Regions from separate parts of the Homo sapiens genome. Here regions 2 and 3 are each linked to region 1. Evidence: read pairs that join two places in POLR2A ChIA-PET (ENCODE). Cell type or tissue: B cell. All regions are shown on one strand. Each heading gives the region's core, and the rest is flanking DNA. Links, peaks and the distances in the headings are about the cores only. Region 1 overlaps IRAK2 (interleukin 1 receptor associated kinase 2). Region 2 overlaps VHL (von Hippel-Lindau tumor suppressor). Region 3 overlaps MTMR14 (myotubularin related protein 14).

Region 1 (10,823 bases), core at 3,075-8,074:
CATTACTCTCCATCTCTCCCTACCCAGCCCTCCCCTCCTCTGGGGTCTAATCGGATTGGCTCCTCGTGCCTAGGGTAGTTATCTGTGGTAGGAGAAACTCACAACCATAATCTTTAAAGGCCCCCACTGTATGTCCAAGGGCAGAGAGAGGAGAATGAGAAGGAATTCTCCAGCTATCAAGGATATGAAAATCTCCCTGGATTCCATACAAACTAATCAGAAGTTGGCCATGGGTGGATCATTACTGAAGCCAGCTGATGGGGACATGGAGGGTCATTATGCTCTTGGCTTTTGTATGTTTGTAATTTTTTCATATAAAAATGTTTTAAAATAATGGCTAAGGGAGGGGAGGGAGATGGGGCAGGAGAGTAGATGAACAAGATGGGATACTTGTTGGGTGATAGTGATAGATGGGGCTTGGGGCTTCTACATAATCTTGTTTCCAAGAGTGAGGCACAGCTAATCAGAGGTCAGATCAAGTGCCAGGACTTAGCTAAAAAACAAACCATTTCCTATGGAAATGCTTCCAGAAGCTTTCTTTTTCTTGCTTTTCTTTTTTGCTCTGTTTTGTTTGTTTTTGTTTTTGAAACAGAGTCTTTCTCTGTCACCCAAGCTGGAGTGCAGTGGCGTGATCTCGGCTCACTGCAACCTCCGCCTCCCAGGTTCAAGCAATTCTCCTGCCTCAGCCTCCCAAGTAGCTGGGATTACAGGCGCCTGAGACCATGCCTAGCTAATTTTTATATTTTTAGTAGAGATGAGGTTTCACCATGTTGACCAGGCTGGTCTCGAACTCCTGACCTGAGGTGATCCGACTGCCTTGGCCTTTTTGTTGCTATTCTACTGAGGCTAATATGCCTGCTTTCTCAAGCAAAATGCACCACCTCTGGTCCTGCCGAGCTGTGTCATTGCAGGTACAAGAATTGCAGAAGCAGCGGCACTGTATCTGACATGGGGTCTTCTATGTCCTGCCCTGATGCTGGCAGCGGGTCTACCCCCAGCTGCCCCATCTCCTTTATTAGTATCAAACAGAATTTGGCTCAAGCGCTGGCTCCAGCACTACTCAAGATCTGACCTCAGATGAGCTGTGCCTCACTTATCTGAGCTTTCTCAAATGTAAAAAGAGCAATAATGGTCTGTTTCTTGTCCAGGTAAAAAGAGCTGATGTTTATAGAGCACAAAGGTCAGGCTGTGACACATGCAGTACTTGGTATTTTACCAAGGCTGGTGAAACTATGTGTAGAGTAAGTAAACAGATTCTGACTGATAGCCCAGTGGCCTCTCCTACAGCTAAGGCTTTGTAACAGTTATTTCAGCTGCTCAAAACCCTTTCATCTGAATTCTAGCTTCGAGACTGCTTTGCCGAGGTGCTCATAGCCTATCCATGGCTCCTCTGCTCACATATTTTCCTCCTCAGCCAGGCGCGGTGGCTCATGCCTGTAATCCCAGCACTTTGAGAGGCCGAGGCAGGTGGTCAAGAGATCAAGACCATCCTGGTCAACATGGTGAAACCCCGTCTCTACTAAAAATACAAAAAATTAGCTGGGCGTGGTGGCGCGCACCTGTAGTGCCAGCTACTCGGGAGGCTGAGGCAGGAGGATCACTTGAACCCAGGAGGCAGAGGCTGCAGTGAGCCGAGATCGCGCCACTGCACTCCAGCCTAGTGATAGAGCGAGACTCTGTCTCAAAAAACAAAACAAACAAACATATTTTCCTCCTCCATGTCTCTTCCCACTTCCTTCCCACCTACTGCAAGGGGGAGCCAGGGTATCACAGGGATCAAGATGTGGGCTCAGTATACTTCACTCCTACCAAAATCCTTTAAGATAATTGATGAGTTTGAACTCTGGGGCTCAGTGGAACCTTGGGGTTTTCCCGAAAGAAGACAAGCTTTGGGTGGTTTGATGAAATGAATGATTTCTTATTTTCAATTTAGGCAAAGATAGACAATCAACTTCCTGTCTCTGCCTGCAAATTGTAGTTATCATCTTGACCTGCCTGGGCACATTTGCTCCAAGTGCCATCAAGAAAGCAAATAGGGGCTGGGTGCAGTGGCTCACGCCTGTAATCCCAGCACTTTGGGAGGCCAAGGCAGGTGGATTGCTTGAGCCCAGGAGTTCAAGACCAGCCTGTGCAACACAGCGAAACCCCATCTTTACAAAAAATACAAAAATCAGTCAGACGTGGTGGTGCGTGCCTATAGTCCCAGCTACTCAGGAGGCTGAGGCAGCAGGATCGCTTGAACCCGGGAGGCAAAGGTTGCAATGAGCCGAGATTGTGCCACTGCACTCTAGCCTGGGTGACAGAGATTCCATCCCACTGCCAAAAAAAGAAAGTAAGTAAATAGGGCTCTGTGCAGTGGCTCATGCCTGTAATCCCAACACTTTGGGAGGCCAAGGTGGGAGAATCGCTTGATCCCAGGAGTTCGAGACCAGCCTGGGCAACATAATGAGATCCCATCTTTACAAAAATAAAAAATTAGCCGGCCGTAGTGATGTACACCTGTAGTCCCAGCTACTTGAGAGGCTGAAGTGGGAGGATTGCTTCAGCCAGGGAAGTTGAGGCTGCAGTGAGCTATGACCGTGCCACCGTCACCTAGCCTGGGCAACAGAGCAAGGCCTATCTCAAAAAAAAAAAAAAAAAAAAAGGAAAGAAAGTAAACAGCAAAGGCTGACAGAGACATGTGATGTTTATTTTACTTTTATTTTTATGTTGAGACAGAGTCTCACTCTGTCACCCAGGCTGGAATGCAGTGGCACGATCTCAGCTCACTGCAACCTCCGCCTCCTGGGTTTGAGTGATTCTCCTGCCTCAGCCTCTCGCGTAGCTGGGACTACATGTACCCGCCACCACGCCCGGCCAATTTTTTGTATTTTTAATAGAGACAGGGTTTCACCGTGTTAGCCAGGATGGTATTGATCTCCTGACCTCGTGATCCACCCGCCTCAGCCTCCCAAAGTGCTAGGATTACAGGCATGAGCTACCACGCCCGGCTGGCTGTGATGTTTATCTTTACAGTAACCTAGATAAAGAATACCAGAAGGAACTGCTATGCCTATTACCTCTTCCATCCTGACCAGCACGCCCCTACAATTTCCCTATTTTGTTATAATTTTCCCTTTGGTCAGGACCATTTCCCCTTATCTTTCATTGCTGATCAAAAGTCTACACTTAAAAATACATATATTTAGCTACAGGAAATAATCCAGACTCCTTGGCCTAGAATTAACTTTCTAGATTCAACCTATCTGGAGTGTCTGGAATGTTCATAATATCAGATAACATTTAATGAGCACCTCCATGGTGCAACACTCAGGTGCAGGATTTCTTACCACAACGTGATGAAATAGGGTCTATTATTCTCCTCATTTTACAAATGAGTAAACTGAGGTACAAACGCTAAGTCATTCTACAAAACAGCAGCACTAGGATTCAAATATGAGTCTGTCTAATACAAAAGCCCACAAAACATGTTCCTTTCAGCTGATGCCGCCCCTGGCTTCAGAAACGGCAACAGTGAACTGAGATTACATGGATTTGGGGTCTCTGGCTCACCACTCAGGAGGCCGCAGGAGACAGGAGGTGAGGCAGGGCTCCAGGGGTGAGGCGGTGAGAATGGAGATTGGGCTGAGCAGCAGCTCCCCTAGGGAGGTCATCTGCTGGCTGAGCCATTCTGTCATTTGGAAACTGTCCCTGAGCCCTTGCCTGGGCACAGGCGACGGAGACAAATCTGAAGTGGTCCAAAAGGATTTGGGATAGCAGTGAGTATGATGCTTAGGGATGTGAGTGTTCAAATCACACAGCTCAGACATTACTTCCTATTTGTGTGACCTTAAGCAAGCTGCTCTCCCTCTCTGGGCTTCAGCAGACTGTGACTGATGGAGGGGAGGAAAGTGGTGGGCAGGAAGCACCCCTCAATTCCCCACTGCATGGCTGCGAGGGCCGGGGCCTATGGAGAATGGACAGAGAAATGGTCAGACATCCGGTCCAGAGCCTGCACGCAGGGCCAACCTGTGCTGGGGACACGGGAGACCACTGGTGAAAACAGGGACCCGGCAGTACATGACCTCAGCCAGGTTGGTTAACCTCGCTGTGCTTTAGTTTTCTCATCCATGAAATGGGCATAATCACAATACCTAATTCATAGTTAGTTGAAGATTAAATGAGTCAATATCTTTGAAGTACAGTACTTGGAATAGTGTCTGGCACTAGAAAGCCTCCAATTACCGAGCTATTTCTTTTCTGCTCACAAAAATGGTAACAGATGTTATATACATTTTGTTACCTGATTTTTTCTACTTTTCTACCTCCCGATATTGTCAGTATGTTTCCATGTACATATGCACGTCTACATCACTGTTGATAGTACTTTGTTGTGACTGTCTGACATTAATTTTATTATCCCCCATTGTTGTTGCCAGATTTTTTGCTTTCTTTAGGAAGAGTCTCGCTCTGTCACCCAGGCTGGAGTGCAGTGGTGTGATCATAGCTCACCACAGCCTTGCACTCCTGGGCTCGAGCAATCCCCCTACCTCAGCCTCCTGAATAGCTGGGACTACCAGGTGCATGCCACCATGCCTGGATGATTTTTTTAAAATTTTTTGTAGAGAAAAGGTCTCACCAGGTTGCCTAGGCTGGTCTCAAACTCCTGGGCTCAAGCCATCCTCCCGCCTCAGCCTCACGGAGCTGGGATTATAGGCATGGGCCACCATGCTCAGCCTCAATTTTTTGCTCTTATATGCTAAGCTGAATGTCCTTATAGATATATCTTCATTTCCTTAAATAAAAGTGCTTTAAGTAAAAAAGTTAAATTTAAAATACCTGGGCCTGGAAAGGTGGCCATCCTCACAGGCTGCCCCTCTTCCTGTTCATCCTCAGCCTTTCTTACAGAAGCTGCCAAAGGCTTTTCTGGCTTCACAGAGTCAGGGAAGGCTGGAATGGGACACCTGATTTCAGGAGCCGGTTTCCCTGAAAACAAGGTGGAAAGAAAGTTATTACTATTCCATGAAGTGGGGTAGCCATTGAGAGACTGGTTCTGGAAGTCAGAGACCTGGGTTCTAATTCTGGCTCTGCCACAAATGCATGGTGTTGCAGGGCGGGAGGGTCTTTCCCTTTCTGGCCCCGGCCTCCCCATCTGTAAAATGCGGTAGACCAGGCGCGGTGGCTCACACCTGTAATCCCAGCACTTTGGGAGGCCGAGGTGGGTGGACTGCCTGAGGTCAGGAGTTCGAGACCAGCCTGGCCAACATGGTGAAACCCCATCTCTACTAAAAATACAAAAATTAGTTGGGCATGGTGGCACACGGCTGTAGTCTCAGCTACTTGGGAGGCTGAGGCAGGAGAATCACTTGAACCGGGGAGGCGGAGCTTGCAGTGAGCCAAGATCGCACCACTACACTCCAGCCTGAGCGACAGAGCAAGACTCTGTCTCAAAAAAAAAAAAAAAAAAAAAGAGCAGTGGCTGAACATGGCAGTCCTGGTGAAGGTGGAGCTCTGACGTGCTAAGTCACATACACCTGCTTCCACCCAACCAGCTGTGTGACCTCCAACAAGTCACCTTCCTCCTCTCGGTCTCCCTTCCCTCACCTATAAAACGGAGGTGATAATGGCGTCCGTTTGCCTCCCGCTGGGGTGTCATGTGGGAAAGGAGAGTAGAGATGGGAATGGGCGCTGTAGACTGCACATTTCCCTGAACACGTGAGCGGGTCAAAGACACCATCCCTCTAAGCTCCCACTCCAGCCCCTAGGGATCAAAGTTCTGGCTGTCCTACAACCTCCCTTTCACGCAGTGGAGACAAACGCATCCTTCCCACTTGATGGATGAGAATCCTAAAACAGCAGCCATGGCCACTGAGGACGGGCTGTACCAGGCCCAGGCCCAGCTGCACAGACATGAATCCTCACAACATCTCTGCTTCTCATCCCTGTTCAGAGATGAGGAAACTGAGGCCTGAGCAGGTTAAATGACTTGCTAAGATCACATGCCAAAGGCACGCAGGACTGGCCGAAGAACTCCCCTGCCTTCTCGAGGGTAATCATTTCCTTTTTACATCAACTTGGGAAACCCCAAAGGTGCTTCGAGGGTGTGTCAACCTCAGCTTCCAGCCAGCTTCTCAGAGCTGCTCTGTGAAACAGCTTCCTCTCCCCTCCTCCACTGGGCCCTGATCTTATCCCTTCTGGCTGGGCCCTGCCGCCAGCTCAGGCAGCCTCCACACCCTTGCCAGGCTACTTCTTACCAAAGTATACATCTGGCCTCGTCACTTCCCTGCTTGAAGCCTTTATGGGGCTCCCCATTGCCTAGATAATGTCCACACTCCTTAGCCTGAATCTTTCTGTCTCCCCATTGCCTCCCAGATAAAACCTGATGCTATAGCCCTGCATTCAAGTCCCTCATTCTCTGGTGGTTTGGGATAGACTCATGTTTGAGAATGACAAAAACTGGGGCACTGAAGTCCCAGGAAGGGCTGCTGACTCGCTTGATGTCACACAGAGCATGACATAAAGCATGACACAGGGGATGTCACAACAGATGTCCCAGGTAGGGCTGGGACAAAACATCTCCAGCAACATTTCTTTGAACTGGTCAACTGTGCCTCTCTAAACAAAACCAATTGTTACCCTGGGACCTCACTTTTCAAACCCAAGCTTTTGAACTAAAATAATAGGACCTAAATTTGCATAGCACCACACTGGTATGGCACCGTGCATATTTATTTAATTTTCACAACAATCTCTGGTAGTTCATAGGTTTATCTGCATTTTATTTTTGAGTATATTGAGGCTCAGATAAGTGAAATGACTTGTGTCAAGTAAAACAGCCAACAACAGTCAAACCTGGGACTGGTTTCACTGTCTCCCACCCAGCTAGGGCAGAACTATTGAAACACCACTGCCATCACTGCCACCACCAGCCCCAATTCCCCCAGGGGCAGACGCCCCAATCCCCAGACAAACAGGAACAAAGGGGTGATCACTGACTTCCCCAGGGTGGGAGGAGTTGGGGAGACATCGGGAATGCACAAAAATAACAACAAGGCTGAATGTCGGGGGGTGATGAGTGGCTTCGTCCTTGTGTTTTCTTTACTGTCACTGACATTTTAAATAAATTTTCGTTTTGTTTTGTTTTGTTTTGTTTTTTGAGACGGAGTCTCGCTCTGTCGCCCAGGCTGGAGTGCAGTGGTGTGATCTTGGCTCACTGCAAGCTCCGATTCTCGGGCTCACGCCATTCTCCTGCCTCAGCCTCCCGTGTAGCTGGGACTACAGGCGCCCACCAGCACGCCCGGCTAATTTTTTCTATTTTTAGTAGAGACAGGGTTTCACTGTGTTAGCCAGGATGGTCTCGATCTCCTGACGTCATGATCCGCCCTCCTCAGCCTCCCAAAGTGCTGGGATTACAGGCGTGAGCCACTGCGCCCGGCCTGAGTGGCTTCTTCCTTGTGTTTTCTTTACTGTCACTGATATTTTAAATAATTTTTTTTTTTTTTTGAGACGGAGTCTCACTCTGTCGCCCAGGCTAGAGTGCAGTGGCACAATCTCGGCTCACTACAAGCTCCGCCTCCCAGGTTCACGCCATTCTTCTGCCTCAGCCTCCCGAGTAGCTGGGACTATAGGCGCCCACCACCACACCCGGCTAATTTTTTGTATTTTTAGTAGAGACAGGGTTTCAGCGTGTTAGCCAGGATGGTCTCGATCTCCTGACCTCATGATCCGCCCTCTTCAGCCTCCCAAAGTGCTGGGATTACAGGTGTGAGCCACCATGCCCGGCCCTCCTTTGGACAACTTTTATGAAGACTAATGGAGACACTGCTTAGCTCAAAATATGGGACCTTTATTTCTGTGGTGGTTATAGTCTTAAAATATTGGTTATCTCTTAAATAGTCCACATATTGAGGATAAGAAGAGTAGGATGAGAGTCTTTTAGTTTTCTTTTTCTTTTTCTTTTTTTTTTTTTTGAGACAGAGTCTTACTCTGTTGCCCAGGCTAGAGTACAGTGGAGGAATCTCGGCTCACTGCAACCTCTGCCTCCTGGATTCAAGCGATTCTCCTGCCTCAGCCTCCTGAGTAGCTGGGATTACAGGTTTGCAACACCACATCCAGCTAATTTTTTTTTTCTGTATTTTTAGTAGAGATGGGGTTTCACCATGTTGGCCAGGCTGGTCTTGAACTCCTGACCTCAAGTGATCAACCTGCCTCGGCCTCCCAAAGTGCTGGGATTACAGACATGAGCCACCGCGCCTGGCCTGTTTTATATTGTGGGGTTTTTTTCTTTGTGATTTATTCATATCATAGAATTTTTCAACAAAATCATTATGCATTATTTACACAGTAAAGTATACTTCTTTTAAAAAAAATCAGTTAGCAAGCTAGCTAAAGTAATGACGAGAACTGAGTCTTCCAAGCTAGTGTGAGTAGCGTTTGCCCTGGGGACCCCTCTGGCTCCAGTGAGCAGACGATGAATCAGCCCTTCATGAGATTCAGATCCACCTCACTTCTGTTTTTCACCAACGAATGTCCACGTTGTGTATTGATACGTTCAATTCAAGCACCCTCCCCACAACCCTGGAGATCTCAAGTCAGGAAGCTGAGGCTCAGCGGGGAACAAGACCTGCCCAAGGGAAACAGGGAGGCAGGCAGCACTGAGGCAGGAAGGCGGGGTCTCCTCCCAGAACCACTGACGTAAGGGCACCCAGAGAACATGCACTTCTCTCCCAACCTGGGCTCCACGGGCACTTCAGTGGTTCTATAGGCCACACCCCCCCATCCTGATTGCCATCAGGCCAAGGCCTTTGTGGCTGAAACTCGGAGTCTAGAAGCCAGTTTCTCTCCAACAAGGGCCTTGCCTGCAGGAATCACAGGATCACTGTCTGCCTCATGGCATCCCACTGCCTTCCACAGGCCCAGGAGGAGAATAAACAGTCCCTAGGCCGGGCACAGTGGTTCACACCTATAATCCCAGCACTTTGGGAGGCCAAGGAGGGCAGATCACCTGTGGTCAGGAGTTCTGGACCAGCCTGGCCAACATGGCGAAACCCCGTCTCTACTAAAAATACAAAAATTAGCCAGGCGTGGTGGTGCACACCTGTAGTCCCAGCTACTCAGGAGGCTGAAGCAGGAGAATCGCTTGAACCTGGGAGGCGGAGGCTGCAGTGTGCTAAGATTGTGCCACTGCACTCCAGCCTGGGCAATAGAGCAAGACTCTGTCTCAAAAAACAACAACAACAGAAAACCAGTCCCTTGTACAGAATGACAATGAACAATGTCGGGGTGAGTGCTGATTCAAGCACGGGTCTGGAACAGAGCTGTCGCTCCCAGGGTGCACAGAAGTGAAAGCTCTGCCTGTGCTCCCTTGGAAGGCTACCCCCCGCCACTCCCAGTCCTCATCTTTCCCAGCCTCCCCTCTCTGGCAGGGAGAGACTGCCTCTCTCCCTCCACCCTCCCTCCTCAAACTGCCTCAAGTGGGGCTTATGCTCCTGGAAAGGCTTGTCATCCTTGTGACATCTGTGTCAAAAGGGCAGCAGTGGCTCCCCTGGCTCAGGGCCGGCTGGGCTCGCTGAAGTCACTTCCCAACAGTGACCTCCTGCAGAGGCCAGGCCCGCAACAGTATAAAATGCTCCCTAAAGGTCTCACCTACACCCAGAACCGCCCATGATCCCAGCAAATGAGGCACCTTCTCCTTGTCGGAGGCCTGCCTGGCTGAGCCTCATTGTTCTCATCACAGTAAAACGGGGATGAGGGTGATACTTACAGCCTTACTTAACTTCAGTGTCCTGTTCCTTTTTTTTTTTTTTGAGACAGGGTGTTGCTCTGTCACCCAGGCTATGCAGTGGTGTGATCACAGCTCACTGCAGCCTCAAACTCCTGAGCTCAAGCTATCCTCCTCTCTTAGCCTCCCATGCCGCTGGGATTACAGGCAACACCACGCCCAGCTAATTTTTAATTTTGTGTAGAGACAGCATCTCACTATGTTGCCCAGCCTGGGCTCAAACTCCTAGGCCCCAGTGATCCTCCCACCTTGTCCTCCCAAAGTGCTGGGATTACAGGCCTGAGCCACTGCTCCCAGTCCAGTGTCCTATTCAGGGTAATGTTTTGTTCAGCACAAATCTTTGCCTCTCTGTCAAAACACATTTGGCAGGAACATCAAGGCCACCAACCCATTTGTGGCCGACCTCTGTGGGCTCCACCCGTGGGGAAGATAAAAAATGTCATTATGTTTTCATCCTAAAGAGAGTCCAGCTTTTCTCTTTCTTTTTCTTGTTCCTTCTGCAGTGACATGCGGTGGCCCCACCTGGCACCACAGGGCATTTGGAAGTGAGCAGGAGTGAGGAACAGATGGGGAGGGGCGGTGTCGGCAGGGCTACCTGTGACCAGACCTGTCAGCACACTTGGGGCTAACATCCACCCTCCCACACAAGAGGCACCAGGTCACACCAGCCACGGATGTAAGCCAACAGAGCCCCATGTCAGCCCCAACAAGAAGTTCTGGTTTCCTGTGAAACCCCCATCTTCTCAAGCTTTGAGTTTTTAGATGTCTTTAAAATGCAAGCAATAAATGGTGCGTATAAACATGAACCGCCCTCATCTCCACCCTGGAGCTGCCGGCATGGTCTGAGCTGGGTGGACAGGCAGGCCCATGCATGCCTGTCCCACTGTCCAAACATGAAGATGGAGAAAATGGCCTCTGTCCTCATCCCTCCAAACCTGCTCCCTGCTAGCTAGAAAGACGCAACGCCCACTCATTCAGGCTGGCACACCAGAGAGCTAGTGAAATAAAAATAGAACACCAAAGGCAGGATGAGGCAAAGGAGGCCAAATGCCTACAAGAAAGG
Region 2 (5,000 bases), core at 1-5,000, 54 kb after region 1:
AAAAATACAAAAAATTAGCCGGGCGTAGTGGCGGGCGCCTGTAGTCCCAGCTACTTGGGAGGCTGAGGCAGGAGAATGGCGTGAACCCGGGAGGCGGAGCTTGCAGTGAGCCGAGATCCCGCCACTGCACTCCAGCCTGGGCGACAGAGCGAGACTCCGTCTCAAAAAAAAAAAAAAAAAGAAAATCTAGTACAACTGAATTGGGTATCCCAATTCCTATTTTACACTCACTGGAAACGTACTCGAGGGTATTCTATAAGGCAAATTTACCAAATTTAACTTAGCAATGCTCATTTTTATATATCTACTTCCTTAAAACAGGATCTATACACACATAGTAGTTTGAATCCTATGAAACCCATGTATTTGGGGGGTTTTTGAGTTTTTTTTTTCTTTTTTTGAGACAGGATCTCACTCTGTCACCTGGGCTGGAGTGCAGTGGTATGATCATGGCTCACTGCAGCCTCAAACTCCTGGGCTCAAGGGATCCTCCCACCTAAGCCTCCCAAATAGCTGTGACCACAGGCATATGCTAAGATGCCCAGGTAATTAAAAAAAAATTTTTTTGTGGAGCTGGGGTCTCACTTTGTTGTCCAGGCTGGTCAAGAACTCCTGGTCTCAAGCGACCCTCCCGCCATAGCCTCCCTAAGTGCTGGAATTACAGGCATGATTACAGGCAGGAGCCACCACACACTGCTGGTCTTTAGTGAGGTTTTTTTTACCCACAGGAACATCAGTTTATTAGGGTTTACCCTGATAAAATCATTTGAGCTTCAAACAAATAGTGAAGTATTATACCAATCTTCAATGATTTAAAAAAAAAAAAAAACAGGCTGGACGCAGTGGCTCACGCCTGTAATCCCAGCACTTTGGGAGGCTGAGGTGGGCAGATCACCTGAGGTCAGGAGTTCAAGATCAGCCTGGCCAACATGGTGAAACCTCATCTCTACTAAAAATACAAAAATTAGCCAGGTGTGGTGACAGGCACCTATAACCCCAGCTACCCAGGAGGCTGAGGCAGGAGAATCACTTGAACCCAGGATGCAGAGGTTGCAGTGAGCTGAAATCGCACCACTGCACTCCAGCCTGGATGACACTGTGAGACTCTCTAAAAATAAAAATAAAAAAAAAAAAAACACCTCTGATTGGCACTGTGAGCTTGATTGTGTTAAATTGAAAATACATAGGCCAGGTGCTGTGGCTGATGCCTGTAATCCCAGCACTTTGGGAGGCGTAGGCGGGCAGATCATGAGGTCAGGAGATGGAGACCATCCTGGCTAACACGGTGAAACCCCGTCTCTACTAAAAATACAAAAAATTATCAGAGTGGGTGGCACACGCCTGTAGTCCCAGCTACTCGGGAGGCTGAGACAAGAGAATCACTGGAACCCAGTAGGCGGAGGTTGCAGTGAGCCGAGATTGCGCCACTGCACTCCAGCCTAGCTAACACAGCGAGATTCTGTCTCAAAAAAATAAAAAAAATTAGAAGTCAGCAACAAATAAGCCAAAATATCTCATGCTCTACACATTGTTCTCCTGGAACTCCAGGGCACAATTTGGCCAGGGAAACAAAAGGCATTCGTAATTCTACAATTCTACAAAACTAACCTATGATATGATACTTTAATTTCGCTTGTCTCTTAAGAGCCCAAAGTGCTTTTGAGACACCATAACACCTTTAACACATAACGTACAAATACATCACTTCCATTTTATTTATGGTAGAGAATAGGATACAAAAAGATTGGATAACGTGCCTGACATCAGGCAAAAATTGAGAACTGGGCTTAATTTTTCAAGTGGTCTATCCTGTACTTACCACAACAACCTTATCTTTTTAAAAAGTAAAACGTCAGTACCTGGCAGTGTGATATTGGCAAAAATAGGCTGTCCGTCAACATTGAGAGATGGCACAAATAATTCAGTTTGGTTAACCAGAAGCCCATCGTGTGTCCCTGCATCTCTGAAGAGCCAAAGGTGACCTATCGGGACAAGCAAAGGTTGTTAAAGAGCCACACCGGTGGCTGGGCACGGTGGCCCACACCTGTAATCCCAGCACTTTGGGAGGCCGAGGCAGGCGGATCATGAGGTCAGGAGATCAAGACCGTCCTGGCTAACGTGGTGAAACCTCGTCTCTACTAAAAATACAAAAAAATTAGCCAGGTGTGGTGGCGAGCGCCTGTAGTCCCAGCTACTCGGGAGGCTGAGGCAGGAGAATGGTGTGAACCCAGGAGGTGGAGCTTGCCGTGAGCCGAGATCGCGCCACTGCACTCCAGCCTGGGTGACAGAGCAAGACTCCGTCTCCAAAAAAAAAAAAAAAAAGAGCCAGACTGGTCTGAGTCAGGGCACCTATTTTCTCCATTTCCCCTGACCTACACAAAAAGCTTACCTCTCACTCTGCTTAAATATTATACAAAGCCCTTCTAGTAACATTATCTCAGTCAGTCCTCACAACAGATCCATTTACAGATGAGAAAACAAGTCTGAGAGAAGTGACATGCTCAAGGTATAAGACAGTAAGCAAAGAGCGCGTACTTAAAGCTCTCAATCCCATGCCCTTTCTGCTACCATGGTGGAAAAGGGAAGCCTAGGTCAAGTACGTGATTACAAATCACAGCAAACCCTGCAAACTAAAGAGAAAAAGCCACTGACTTCTCAAATCAGTGCTTCTCAAAAACAAGGAAGTGCAAAAACATGTCGAGAGAAAACTCATCAAACCCTAAGATCTGTGCATTTTACTGTATGTAAATTATACCAGAATTTTCTTTTCTTTTTCTTTTTTTTTTTTTTGAGATGCAGTCTTGCTCTGTCGCCCAGGCTGGAGTGCAGTGGCACGATCTCGGCTCACTGCAAGCTCCGCCTCCCAGGTTTATGCCATTCTCCTGCCACAGCCTCCCAAATAGCTGGGACCACAGGTGCCCGCCACCACGCCCGGCTAATTTTTTGTTATTTTCAGTAGAGACAGGGTTTCACCGTATTAGCCAGGATGGTCTCAATCTCCTGATCTTATGATCCGCCCGCCTCGGCCTCCCAAAGTGCTGGGATTACAGGAGTGAGCCACTGCGCCTGGCCCAGAATTTTCAAAATGCATACATCACAAACAAAAGAGGGCAGGAAGCAATCCTCCAGCCCTAAGATTCTGTTTAAGGAAGGAGGAGGTTGTCTTAGAATAAATATAGCACTTGTTCCTCGGGGCATAAATTTACTTACAGATTTGATGGGAAATTTTAAGAAATGTAAACTTGTAATTTTTTAAATTTTGGTAAAATATACATAAAAGTTACCATTTTATTTATTATTTAGAGATGGAGTCTTGCTCTGTTGCCCAGGCTGGAGTGTAGTGGTGTGATCTTGGCTCACTGCCACCTCCGCCTCCCAGGTTCAAGCAATTCTCCTGCCTCAGCCTCCCGAGTAGCTGGGACTAAACAGGCGCATGCCACCACATGCAGCTAACTTTTGTATTTTTAGCAGAGACAGGGTTCCACCATATTGGTCAGGCTGGTCTTGAACTCCTGACCTCAGGTGGATCTACCTGCCTCAAACATTTACCATTTTAACCATTTTTAAATGTACAATTCAGTGCATTAAGTACCTTCAAAAGTAATGTTATTTTCTTTTTTTAAGACGAGGTCTCTATGGGTGCAGCACACCAACATGGCACATGTATACATATGTAACAAACCTGCACGTTGTGCACATGTACCCTAGAACTTAAAGTATAATAAAAAATTTTAAAAAAATAAAAAAGAGATGAGGTCTCAGCCTGGGCAACATAGCAAGACCTCATCTCTACTAAAAATAAAAATAAAAAAAGAAATTAGCCAGACATAGTGGAGCATGCCTATAGTCCCAGCTACTTTGGGAAGCTGAAGCTCTGGGAGGACTGCTTGAGCCCAGGTTAAGGGTGCAATGAGCCGTGATCATGCCACCAAACTCCAGCCTCCACACTCCAGCCCAGGCAACAGCAGGACATCCTGTCTCAAAAAAAAAAAAAAAAAAGACAAGATAGAGAGACAGGGTCTTGCTGTGTTACCAGACTAGAGTACAGCAACTATTCAGAGGCACCATCATAGTTCACTGTAGCCTCCAACTCCTGGGTTCGGGTGATCTTCCTGCCTCAGCTTCCCAAGTAGCTGGGACTAAAGGCAGGAATGTGCCCTGCTAATTTTTCAAGAATTTTTTTTTTTTTTAAATACAGACAGGGTCTCACTATGTTGCACAGGCTGGTCTCCAGCTCCTGGGCTCAAGAAATCCTCCTGCCTCAGCCTCCCAAAGTGCTGAGATCACAGGCATGAGCCACTGCACCCAGGCTCAGTAAATTTTTATATTAAATCGGGCACAGAAAAATTTTGGAGTAAAATACAAAATTCATACAATTTCCTATATAAAATAGGAGCCTACAGAAATGTTGATCCCTGGAAATACTGTGTTCTTCATCTAACATTAGAAGTCTGGTGTAAAAGTGTATTAAGTACACCACCCTCAAGGAAGAAAGATCGGGATCCTTGCAAAAATCCTTTGTAAAGATTAAGTGACACTAGGACTACTTCTCTGCTTAAAGGCCATGGCAAGATTACTGCCTGCACCTTAGGTAAGGCCTAGTTATTCCTCACCTGGGTTTTCACAACTACCTAACTGCTTCCTCGACAGCAGTCTTTCCCCTCCAAACCACTTGGCAACCTGGGTGAGCTTTTCAGTATATAAATCTGACAATGTCATGTCCCTGCTTAAAAACTTTCGGTCGGACGTTGTGGCCGAAATCCCAGCACGCCTGTAATCCCAGCACTTTGGGAGGCCGAAGCAGGCAGATCACGAGCGCAGGAGATGGAGACCATCCTGGCCAACATGGTGAAACCCTGTCTCTACTAAGAATACAAAAAATTAGCTGGGAATGGTAGTGCGTGCCTGTAATCCCAGTTACTTGGGAGGCTGAGGCAGGAGAATCGCTTGAACCAGGGAGTCGGAGATTGCAGTGAGCCAAGATTGTGCAACAGCACTCC
Region 3 (10,823 bases), core at 3,168-8,167, 510 kb after region 1:
AAAAATGAGAACAAAGCATGGCAGTAAGAGTGAATCGGAGCCACAGCCTGGGGCCAGGGCATGCCTGCGCTGGGAGTGAACACGGCAAGGACAATCTCAACAGCACCAAAGGAAGGCAGCAAGGCTAGCACCCAAATGAAGGTGACCCAGCAGCCAGCCGGGTCACCCATACTTGCTGGCATGCAGATTTGCAGGGTGGGCAACACAGAACCCAGGAGTCCCATCAGAAGAGACAGTACGGGCCTCTTGGGGATTGTGGAGGGTATGACCTAGACTCAAGAGTGATGGAATGGGAGCCCTGAGGTCCCCCCTTTCTCTGCAGTGCCTTCCAGGTGCCATAGTTTGTATTCAGAAGCATCAGCCCAGCAGACTCAGTGGCTATGCCCAGAGGGAAGGGATGAATCAGGCAGGCAGCCTGACAGCTTCCTCAGGCCTTCTTCAGATGGAGGTTTTGGGGGTGGGAGGAAGAAGGTTGTGCTGGGAATCTACCGCTTCCACCTCCTCCCCACTCACAGCCAACCCCCCTCTTCTGTCCTGGGCAGTAGTCCAGCCAGTGTGGGTCGGGGAGGCAATAGGGAGACATCAAACAAGGCCCTTCCACCTGCTACCCCAGGTCCCAGTCCCCAGGACATCATCTTTGATGCTTGACCCTTTATTCTTTCATCCAAAAACAGCAGGAGGTACTCCAGTAGGGATCCAGAAACAGGAATGAAGAGCAGGGATTGGGGGTGGAGAAAAATGTTCACTGCCCTTGGCTCCCCCAGCTGGCTGATGTCAAGGGCTCCTAGTCTGAGGTGACAGCCCGACTGGTCACCGTGCTAGTCTTATCCCCAAGCAGCTGCCACTGGAGTGCAGCCAGCCAGGCACTGCAACTCTGGCAATCCTTAACCATCCCCATCTGTAAGACAGGTGAAGACACCTGCTTGAGGTATCACAGCTAGACAGTGTGAGAAGAGGTTTCTGTTTTTGTTTTTCCCTGCTCTTGTCGCCCAGGCTGGAGTGCAGTGGCGTGATCTCAGCTCACTGCAACCTCTGCCTCCTGGGTTCAAGCAATTCTCCTCAGCCTCCCAACTGTAATCCCAAGTAGCTGGGATTACAGACGCCCGCCACCATGCCCGGCTAATTTTTTTGTGTCTATTTTTAGTAGAGATAGGGTTTCACCATGTTGGCCAGGCTGGTCTTGAACTCCTGATCTCTGGTGATCCGCCTGCCTCAGCCTCCCAAAGTGCTGGGATTACAGGCGTGAGCCAGTGCGCCCGGCTGAGAAGAGATTTTTAAAACCAAGAATGATTACACATTTGTCCTGAAACAGAACCACCTTGGGACCAGGGAAAACAGATGGTTTTCTATGTTAAGGCTGCCATAAATCGGAACCCCCTACAACATACAGACTTGTCACATTCATCATTCCTGCTAAACTCTAGAAGGTGCGTGATGGCAGCATTAGGGATGAGAACGGGATATGGTCTGTCACCTGACGGAAGCCCCTAGGGCCCGACAGAGCAGGGCTTCCTTGTTTCTAGATGGAGAAACTTGGGCTCAGGCAGTCTGTAAATCAAAGAGACAGCTCCCCAGGAGCAGCCTGCCCTGTGCCCCCTCCAGGTCACACCAGGCCTTCAGCCGGCACAACCCTGAGATGCATCCTAGCTCCACAAATCTCGTCTATTGTTCAAGCTGCAGGGTAGAATCTTTTCCAGTTCTAGCAGCTTGTGGGAAAACAACAGCTAAAAACCAGAATGTTGAGGGAATGGAAGGGATGCTGACTAGGTTGAGGCACAGCTGGGGCTGGGAGCATGGGGAAGTTTCTCAGGCCCCAAAACCACTCCCCAAGAGCCAAAGAGTAACACTGGCAAGGGAAACATGACCAATGGGATGGAGTTACTGACTGGCTCCCCTCAAGGATTCCAGGTCCCCTGGGCTTGTCACTTCCCTTTACTTCCCCCATGTCTCAGTAGGTAACACCGGCCAAGAACCGCACTTGCAGCAGCTGTCGGATGGATTAGGCAGCACAGACAGCAGCAGGGTGTGTGATCCCAGGGGACAGAAGCATCTCTCAGCAAGCAGCCATCTTCTGCAGACTCTGGGATTTTTCAAGAGTGAGCACACTGGCTACAAAGGAGTCTTCCTACGTGAGGCCTTTGTCAAAGGAAGGGCTACAAAGTGACCATTCAGCTCCTGGGGTTGAGAGCAAAGGGCCATGCTAAGCAGGAAGGTGTTCACAAATACCACCATGGATTAGCTGGCTGCAGGGGACACCTACAGTGCATCATGTCACCGGGAGTAAGGACCTGTGCCCACATACTGAGAAGGGAGGAAAAGCCTTCCAGTCAGTCTAAGAACACAGGTAACTTAACCAGCTTCAACAAGAGCCCAAAGTCTTTTGCCCTGAGCAGCAAACAGAGGGATCCAAGCTCCACCCCCTCTGCTCTCCCACTACAGGACTGGAGAGAACATGGGACCAAGCAACCCTCAAACTGGATGGTGGCGGAGCTGAACAACGCTTCAGAGGTCACCTGTCCACATCCCAGCGGCTCAGACCTCTGCCTAGGAGGGTGGGAGCTCAGCAACATTTCACTTCCTTAGTTGGATGCGGCTCAGGGCCCTCTTCACAGCACCCAGAGCTGCAGTTCCTACCGGCTCCCAACTCCCCCGATGCCCTGCTGATGGCCAACTCAGAGCAGGTGTCTTTTAGCTAGTCCTTTCTGGAAGGGGGTACAAGAATACTCACACAAACCGAGCTGGCTCAACCCAGGCAAGAATACACAGGTCGGGATGGAGGCCTGGCCTTTTACGCAGCTGCCTAGTGCCATGACAGAGCCTACAGGCTCTCGGACAAATGACTAAGGCCAAGTCCTTAACCACAGCTACAGTTTACTGAGCATTCGTGAAAAGGTATCTACTATGAGTATTTACTCCATCCATCCCAGTCCATCCCAGTCCATCCCAATCCATCCATCCATCCATCCATCCATCCAATCTATCTATCTAATCTATCTTTTGTATTGGCAAGGTCTCACTATGGTGCTCAGCCTAGTCTTGAATTCCTGGGTTCAAACGATTCTCTGACCTTGGCCTCCCAAAGTGCTGGATTACAGACATGAGCCACCATGCCCAACCCATTATTTCATTTTAACCCAAACTTACGGGAGGGGGGCCTGAATCATTTTTCCCCCTTTAAAAACAGGATAAAATAACTGAGCTCAGAAAGGAAGTGATTTTTCCAAGTCAGACAGCTAGGACTGCAAAGCTACGACGGAAACCCAGGTCTGACCAAAGCCCTTGCTGATAATATACTCATCTTTCTTCCTGATAAGGGGTGGGTGACTCAGAAATTGGTTCATGGACCACCACGTAACCTCCAACGGGAGTAAAGCACACAGCTTCTACCTATAACTGAAAAAAGAGGCTCTCATCTGACCCTGGATGTGAGAAAGGAAGCAGCGTGTCATCCTGGGAGGTGCTGTCAGCCATTTTGCCACCATCAGGGAAGCTGGCCAGAGAACAAAGCTAACATGCAGGAGGCAATGGGAACAAACTACGGGGAAATAGAGCTGGAACCTTGATCAGGCTGCACCTGAAGACTGATTTTCCACTAGGCTTTTCCATATACAGTTGTTCCTTATTATTCCTTTTTGTTGCAGGGAATTGGTTCCAGGATTGCCACCCACTTACCACCCCACCAATACCAAGTCCTTGGATGCTCAAGTCCCTTACATAAAATGTAGTAGCACAGCTGATCCTTGAACACACGCATGAACTGCACAGGTCCACTCATATGCAGATTATCTCCTGCCTCTGCTGCCCTACACAGCAAGACAGCCCCTCCCTCTATTTTTTCCTCAGCATGAAGACCTTTATTATGATCCACTTCTACTGAACACACAGGAAATATAGGTTCCCTTCCTTATGATTTTCTTAACATTTTATTTTTCTCTAGCTTACCTAAAAATACAGTATATAACAGATATACAAAACATGTGTTAACTGACTTTATGTTATTGGTAAGGCTTCTAGTCAACAGCAGGCTATCTGTAGCTTTTGGGGAGTCAGAGTTATACCCAGATTTCAACTGCATGTGTAGGGGACAGCCCTAATCCCTGCATTGTTCAAGAGTCACTTGTATTTGCATATAACCTATGCACATCCTCCCATATGCTTTAAATCATCTCGATTATCTGATACAGTGTCAGTGCTCTGTACATGGTTGTTACACTGCATGTTCACATCTGTATTACTTTCTATTGTTTATGTTATCTTGAATGTTTTCAATCTGGTTGGCTGATCATGGATGTGGAAACGACAGATATGGAGGGCTGACTGTAAATGTGTTTCCTTTATTGTTTCGGTCAGTTTGAAATGTGTTTTCTGTTACTTGCATTTGAAAACATCTGACAAGGCTGATACAGAAGGTTTGAAGGTATACAGCTAGGAAGGACCTTGGCGTTACCTAAGCCTCTGATTACACAGATAAGAAAATGGAAACCCAAAGTCATCAAGTGACATGTCATGAAGTCACACAGAGTTAATACTTGAGCTAAGATATAGAATCCTGGGCTCTGAGGGGACCTGGCTGTCACCTAATCTAAACTTACCCTGCTCCCACCCACAAGCAGACAGCCTAAGACAGAGCTCGTTGCTCAAAGAGCAGTTAGCAGGTGGTGGTGGCTGGGGGAAGAGTAGCTAACTGGGCAGCAGAGGTTGGTCCCTGTGTTGCTACTCAGCTATTCAACCAGGCTGCTGGGCATCCCTCCGCAAACTTCACCTGCTCTTCAGGTAGCCTGGCTTCAAGCTGGGCTCAGTGGTGGCACCAACCCTCCTTGGGCATGGACAATCCTGTGCTAGCAACCTCCCTACTCCTAAAGGATGCATGACTCCAGAGCAGAGGCCGAGGCCGAGGCCATGCAAGGTGGAGCGACCTGCTAACCAGAGCTGGGGGAGGCATGTGAGCTCAGAGCATTGGTCCTGGCCTGTCCCAGCCCTCAACCCTGTCGCTGATGAGAGATTTAACAATGGTCCAGAAATGCAACTTAATCAGAAGCTGCTGCAGCAACAACAGCTAACAATGATTAAAAACCACTGGGCTTGCCAGTAAGGGCTGTGGGCTCGGGGTTAGTAAGAATTGGCACCCCACAGAACTTTCTTCCCAACCTGATTCATACCTACTACTTAACTTTGAACAAAGCTTCACAGATTCATTCCATGGGGGAATCCTGCTTTAAAAGAGAGATGCCTGTAGAATTTGGAGTGTATAAAAACCCAAAGAATTCACATTAGGAGAATTTTGGCTGTCACAGACAGCTTCACTAAAAGGTTTCTTTCCAAACAGCTTCTCCTACCACATTAAAGACCTCACAGGCTATTGTTACCTAAGAAGCAGGGAGGGTAATGACAGGATCCCTTAGGCACTTTAAGATAAGAGACTAAATTAATTTTAATGGTAATGGAAATACATAATTAGAATGCTCCAAATCTGAGTAATCTAGACTTTCAAAACCTCTGACCAACAGGCATCCAAGTCAGAAGAAGTCTGGCTCCAGACAGGCATCCCCCAAACAGACCAGCGGAAAGATCAAACACCTCACAGCTGCCCACCCCACACCTTTCAAAGCCTTGCACCCATCTTGGTCCAGCTATCCCAAGCTTGGCCAAGCCCCCATGTGCAGGGCTCTGAGGTCAGGAGGACAACCCCAATTCTCCTCAGCCTCCCAAGAGGGGGCCTTGGTGGCCATCCTGGACTGGCTACAAGAGCCTGAGACACGCCCTGCAAGCAGAAAGTCACCTGTGAGACTGAGGGACACTATCACAGGATTGGAAAGTGGGATCTTTTGGCAGGCAGGAGATGGAGAGCCAGGGTGTGGTAACGGGTGATGGGGTGCTGCCTCAGCTTGGGAGCTCACTGCATTCTGGGCAGTTAAGACTGAGGCAGGACCCAGAGGACAAGAGGAACCTCTGGTTTCCTCCCTAGTTGTTCAGCAATGCTGGACAGGCAGAAAAGGGGGCAGGAACCATGACCTAGAGCCACAGCCTAGAACAGTGAGGGTCAAACAGTGCCACTGCAGCCTCAGAGTGGCCCTGAGGACAGCTGGGCACAGACAAGGGTGGTGCGGCAGCAGGCATGCACACACAGGATGGGACGGGGCACCGGCACATGGGCTTGTCTGTCTGGCCCCATCTCTGCCCCACCACTTCCACCACACCTCCCATGGGGCCAGACGGCGTGTGGCGGTGGTTTCACAGGCTCAGCTCCAGCACTCAGGCAGTGTTCTGAGCTGAAGAGTTCACGCAGGGGTGAGCACATGGGGCCCCTGTGGGCAGTGCAGTCTGGAACGCCCACTTGCCTCCCGCTTATCTGCTCTGCCTATGTGCAGAGGATGTTCTTCCCCAACTTCCTTCATTGCCTGTTTTTGCCCAGAGGGAAAAACCATAGAGGGGTGATGGGAGGAAGGTTCCAGAAGTTTCAGAATGTTTTTCTTCTTAACAGACCTATTACTACCAAGGACTAAACTGAGTCTGAAAATCACATGGACATGTGGCAGAGCTTGACTTGAACCTGGGATGGATGCCAAAGCTCATGCCCATTCTTCTAAATGCCCCTTTTTCCCTGGAATTCACTAAGGGCCTGAAGTCCCACGCTGCTTTATTCACTCCAGAAAGGCTAGACATTCTCAAAACTTTAGAACACAAAGCAATTCACAGGATTCTTTCGATGGGAGTATGAAAGTGGTAGGAAATGCTTTCCCCAAGTGCCAGACCAGCCCTCAATCCTAGCCTCTGGCCTGTGCTCAGCTTTAAACTCACCCAGGAGGCACCATTCCTGCAGCGCCCTTCAGCCACGGCCCTGGCATGGCCATCCTGGCTGAGCTGCTCCCTTTCCAGGTGTGCAGTCACCATCGTTTGTCCCAGCCACACACATGTAGCTCAGCTCCCTAACACTGTTCTCACTGCCCCACCAATTCAGACTTTAGATGTGGGAGCCAGAAGGGACTCAGAATCTAGATCTATCTCTTCAATCACAATGGGAGGTGCGCCTAGGAGGCTGGGATCTGCCAAAGGTAACAAGTGGAGGCAGTCCCTATTCCCCACCTATCACATAACAGCCACGGCACTTCTGGGTTCCCCTGCATTATGCTAGGGTTCGAGGAAGGAGTCTCAAACCACTCTACAAATCAGCCCTTGCTTTATTACCAAACACTAACCCATCCTCCAAATACTGGGCCTGCAAGCTTAGGAACCCCATCTTGAGACCCTAGCTCAGGTGCTGGCCCCCGACCCTCCAGTCTTATTAAGGGGGAAAGCTAGGCACTTCCAACAGCAAGGGCTTTGGAGCTCCTCACCTGGGTTTGGGGACCTCCAGGGGACTGCTACCCATCCTGAAAAAGTTATCAGAATGGTTTGAGGAAGAGGAGCTGGAAGACCTGGCTTCCGCCAGCCCCTGCTGGGAAGGCAAGCGGTCCTCTGAGGGTTGTGGCCGGTTCCAGAGGACACTCTGTGGAGAGGATGAGTGGCTCTTCCTCCTGCAGTGGAAGGAGCAGGGCTGTGAGCCGGGGGCCACTGCAGGCAAAGCCCTCTGCCCACCCTCACTGAATTTCAGGCCTAGGCTTTACTTCCACTGGGAAAACATCACATGAGTTGGCAAACATTAGCACTCTCTCCAGCTCAGGGCCATGGGCAGCAGGGCTGGGTCTTTATGGAGGGCCTGTGGCATCCAAATCACACCAGCCTACTGGTCTTGAAGTATGTGCTAGAAAATGATTCCTCACTCTTCAGTCACTGCCCACCTCCATATGTTATGCAAAATCTTTTTTCCCCCTCTAAAAGACGGGGTCTCATTATGCTGCCCAGACTGATCTCAAACTCCTGGGCTCAAGTGATCCTCCTGCCTTGGCCTCCCAAAGTGCTGGGATTATAAATATAAGCCACCACTCAGGACTTTGTTATGCAACATCTTGAGCCATCTGTCCAGGGTGAAAGTCATCAGGGTCTCAATTTCATGAGATTCTCAAAGGAGCTGACCCTCAAGTTCCCAATTCCCCATCAACTTACACCTACCTTTTGGTTTTCTTTTTCCAAAATGGCCCCCTATCTCCCCGACAAATGATAAAATGGAGCTCCTCCAATACCAGCCTCCCCAGACCCCTGCCCTACCCTGCCCAGCTGCTTCTCTGTCCCACAGGGAGCCCTAGCCCTTTATGTTCCTGGGCCACCACAGGCAGTGCCCTTCACCAACCAGATGGCTGACTTCTGAGGCCCAGTAGAGACAGCAGGAGCACGGAGCTATCCTCTCAGCTCTTCTCTTGGGGGCCTGCTTTGTTCTTGGGGCTCCAGCCTGGCTCCCTGGTGCTGATGGCCCCGGGCCACAGCTGTGAGTGACCTTGGTCCAAGTCTGGCCCCTTACCAAGCTGCCTGAGTTGGCGCTCCTGCTGGGACCAGCTCCACGGCCTCATAGGTGAAGCTCCCAGTGGCTCCTGGGGAACTCTCCATGACCAGGGAGAAGTCGCTGCCAAGGCTGGTGGTGCTGCCACGGTCCTTTCGTCCTAAAAGAAGCCAGTGCCATCAGTCAGCGTGTTACCTTCTCCCACTACTGGTCCCCCACCTTTTCTATACCACATAACTGGGAAGAAAAAAAAAAAAACAAAAAACCTCTTAGCACAAACAGTTCCTGCCTGATCTGTACACGGGAAGATGTATGGAGGAAGGGAAGTCTGTTGGGGCCCAGGACTCACTCAGCATGCAGATGTCTTCCAGGGTGAAGCCTCCATCCCGGGCTGGCAAACTCTTCCTCCTAGAAATGGAAGCCGGAGCAGTAAATTCCAGATCTATCTGGGGTCTTATTGTGTCCCCCGTTCCCAATCCTGCCTGTCCTGGAAAGCAGCTCAATTCACTGGCAACTTGTGGAGACGGGTCCTAGCCTAGGGAGTGTTATAAGACACCAGGGCCACTTCTGGGACCCACGCTGCAAGGCTCTGTCCAACACACAGGTGAAGATTTCTGAGGGCAGCAAGGTCTGCATCCTCCTCATCAGCTTGTGCCCTGAGCGTTCAAGTGTGGCCCAACATGCTTGTAGCTCGGATTAGGAAGGCAAACCAACTCAGGCAAGACCCCAACTCTTACAGGGGTCCTAAGGCAGTTGCCAGCCAAGACTCTTGCATTTCCCAGGCCGGAAGCAGACTTCTGCCCTTTTGTAGGGGGCTGCAGTGTTCAGCCACACTTCCTGCTGTAGGCCATGGAGGACAAGAGTCAGCTTGGGCACACTGGGAGTTAAGAGTCCTCCTACTCCTGGGCTGGCTTCTCCCTGCAGCAACACACCTGTTTTCTTGGTCATGAGAGACCACTCGTCTGTCCCAAAGCCTGTCTGCTAGTGTGACTCCAAGTTGACCCCCACATGGCCTTCCCTGCAGAAGAGCCTCTTCACCAGTGGCCTTCAGCAGGGACCCCTACCCTGGCCTCAGAGCGAAGGCAGGAGGGAGCACCAGCCCAACAAGCAGGGAGGCAGGGCGGGAATGAGGTGGTCAGCCTCTTGCCTCCCAGGGAGCAGCCCTTCTCAGAGCGCCCTGGCCCAGCATGACACGTGCAGGCCTCCACTTACCTCTGGGTCTTCAGAGCAGAGAACTCCTCGGAGGTAATATGCTTCAAAAAATTGAAGCAGAAGAAGAAAATCTAAAGGAGACCAAAGAGCAGCGCACAATGAGAAGAACCAAGGCAGCAGAACTCCCAGGGGAGGGCGGCCAGCCACTCAGGTCAAGGCCCCTGCTGGAGAGCGGCCCTGCTGTGGGACTGTGTGGGTGTTCTGGTCCATAAATGGTGTGGGTGGTACAGAGGCCTTGGAAGGGCCTGGCAGATGCATGTGGGCCGGGGCAAGGCAGGAAGGGATTTCCTTCCTGGGACTGCCAGGGTTAAGCCAGCTATTTTTTTTTTTTTTATTTGAGACAGAGTCTCGCTCTGTCACCCAGGCTGGAGTGCAATGGCGTGATCTCGGCTCACTGCAAGCTCAGCCTCCTGGGTTCAAGCCACTCTCCTGCCTCAGCCTCCCGAGTAGCTGGGACTACAGGTGCCCGCCACCATGCCCAGCTCATTGTTCGCATTTTTATTAGAGACAGGGTTTCACCGTGTTAGCCAGGATGGTCTCAATATCCTGACCTCATGACCCGCCCGCCTCAGCCTCCCCAAGTGCTGGGATTACAGGCGTCAACCACCGTGCCCAGCCAGGCCAGTGATTTTTCAAACCATCATTAAATTCAACATGTGTGTTCTCAAGTGGTTAAAAAGGATAAAGTGAAATGGCACCCTCTCCCCTCTTCTAAGATTCCCAGGGAGAGATGCTAACAGGGAAGGATAGCTGCGGGAGAGATGACTTGGGCGCAGGGAGAATAATGGACAAAGCAGGAACATAATGGAAAGGAAAGGAATCACATTTTTTAGGGGAGGCATCCCAAAATACTGGTTCAGAACTGCGGGTGTGGGCAGCCACTGTCTGGCCTAGAGCCTCCCTTGCTGAGGAGCTGTGAGGGTCAGGTCTTAAGCTTGAGGTGGGCACAGGCAGGAGGCTCCTGACCCCAGCCACACCCCCACCTCCATGAGCAAATTATCTTCTCCCTTCCAGCCAGTGCCTCGCCCAGGGGCCTCCAGGAAGCACACACCAGGCTTCCATTTCTGTGGTGATTCCCAAAGGCCTGGCCCATGAGCCCCTCTCTCAGAGAAATCCCTACTTGGCATCCCACGAGCCCTGTCAGTTTCTTATCTCTGTGTGCCCAGGCAAGGAGCTGCCCCCCACAAGGAGAGGGCTGCCCAGGTCGGGTCAGTATGAAAATGTTGTGTTACTTAAG

What was found. ChIA-PET counts read pairs that join two places held together with the same protein. Peaks named below come from ENCODE experiments on the same cell type or tissue, not always from the same donor. Only the 100,000 strongest peaks of a DNase experiment are listed, where the experiment ranks them.
Region 2: POLR2A ChIA-PET joins it to region 1 with 5 read pairs; 22 of 35 experiments call an interaction of 5 or more read pairs at or near these places.
Region 3: POLR2A ChIA-PET joins it to region 1 with 8 read pairs; 2 of 35 experiments call an interaction of 5 or more read pairs at or near these places.

The regions. Positions count from the first base shown.
Region 1 is chr3:10,194,511-10,205,333 of GRCh38, reverse strand. It overlaps IRAK2 (interleukin 1 receptor associated kinase 2), which reads right to left. Exons shown (of 13, transcript NM_001570.4): 3 at 4,819-4,965. Among named protein-coding and RNA genes, the nearest start is that of IRAK2, 35 kb to the right of the region's middle. RefSeq lists an enhancer at 8,315-8,609. In B cell, for the core only: no CTCF peak of the experiment used is centred there; DNase peaks (open chromatin) are centred at 5,563, 6,083 and 6,913; H3K4me3 peaks cover 798 bases; H3K27ac peaks cover 4,587 bases.
Region 2 is chr3:10,143,496-10,148,495 of GRCh38, reverse strand. VHL (von Hippel-Lindau tumor suppressor) reads right to left here. Exons shown (of 3, transcript NM_000551.4): 2 at 1,860-1,982. Among named protein-coding and RNA genes, the nearest start is that of VHL, 4.2 kb to the right of the region's middle. In B cell, for the core only: no CTCF peak of the experiment used is centred there; a DNase peak (open chromatin) is centred at 2,625; H3K4me3 peaks cover 825 bases; H3K27ac peaks cover 3,648 bases.
Region 3 is chr3:9,686,655-9,697,477 of GRCh38, reverse strand. It overlaps MTMR14 (myotubularin related protein 14), which reads right to left. Exons shown (of 19, transcript NM_001077525.3): 14 at 9,587-9,657; 15 at 8,724-8,782; 16 at 8,396-8,534; 17 at 7,335-7,514. LOC124909344 (a long non-coding RNA gene) reads left to right here. Exons shown (of 2, transcript XR_007095816.1): 2 at 1,953-3,974. Among named protein-coding and RNA genes, the nearest start is that of CPNE9, 12 kb to the left of the region's middle. In B cell, for the core only: no CTCF peak of the experiment used is centred there; a DNase peak (open chromatin) is centred at 6,217.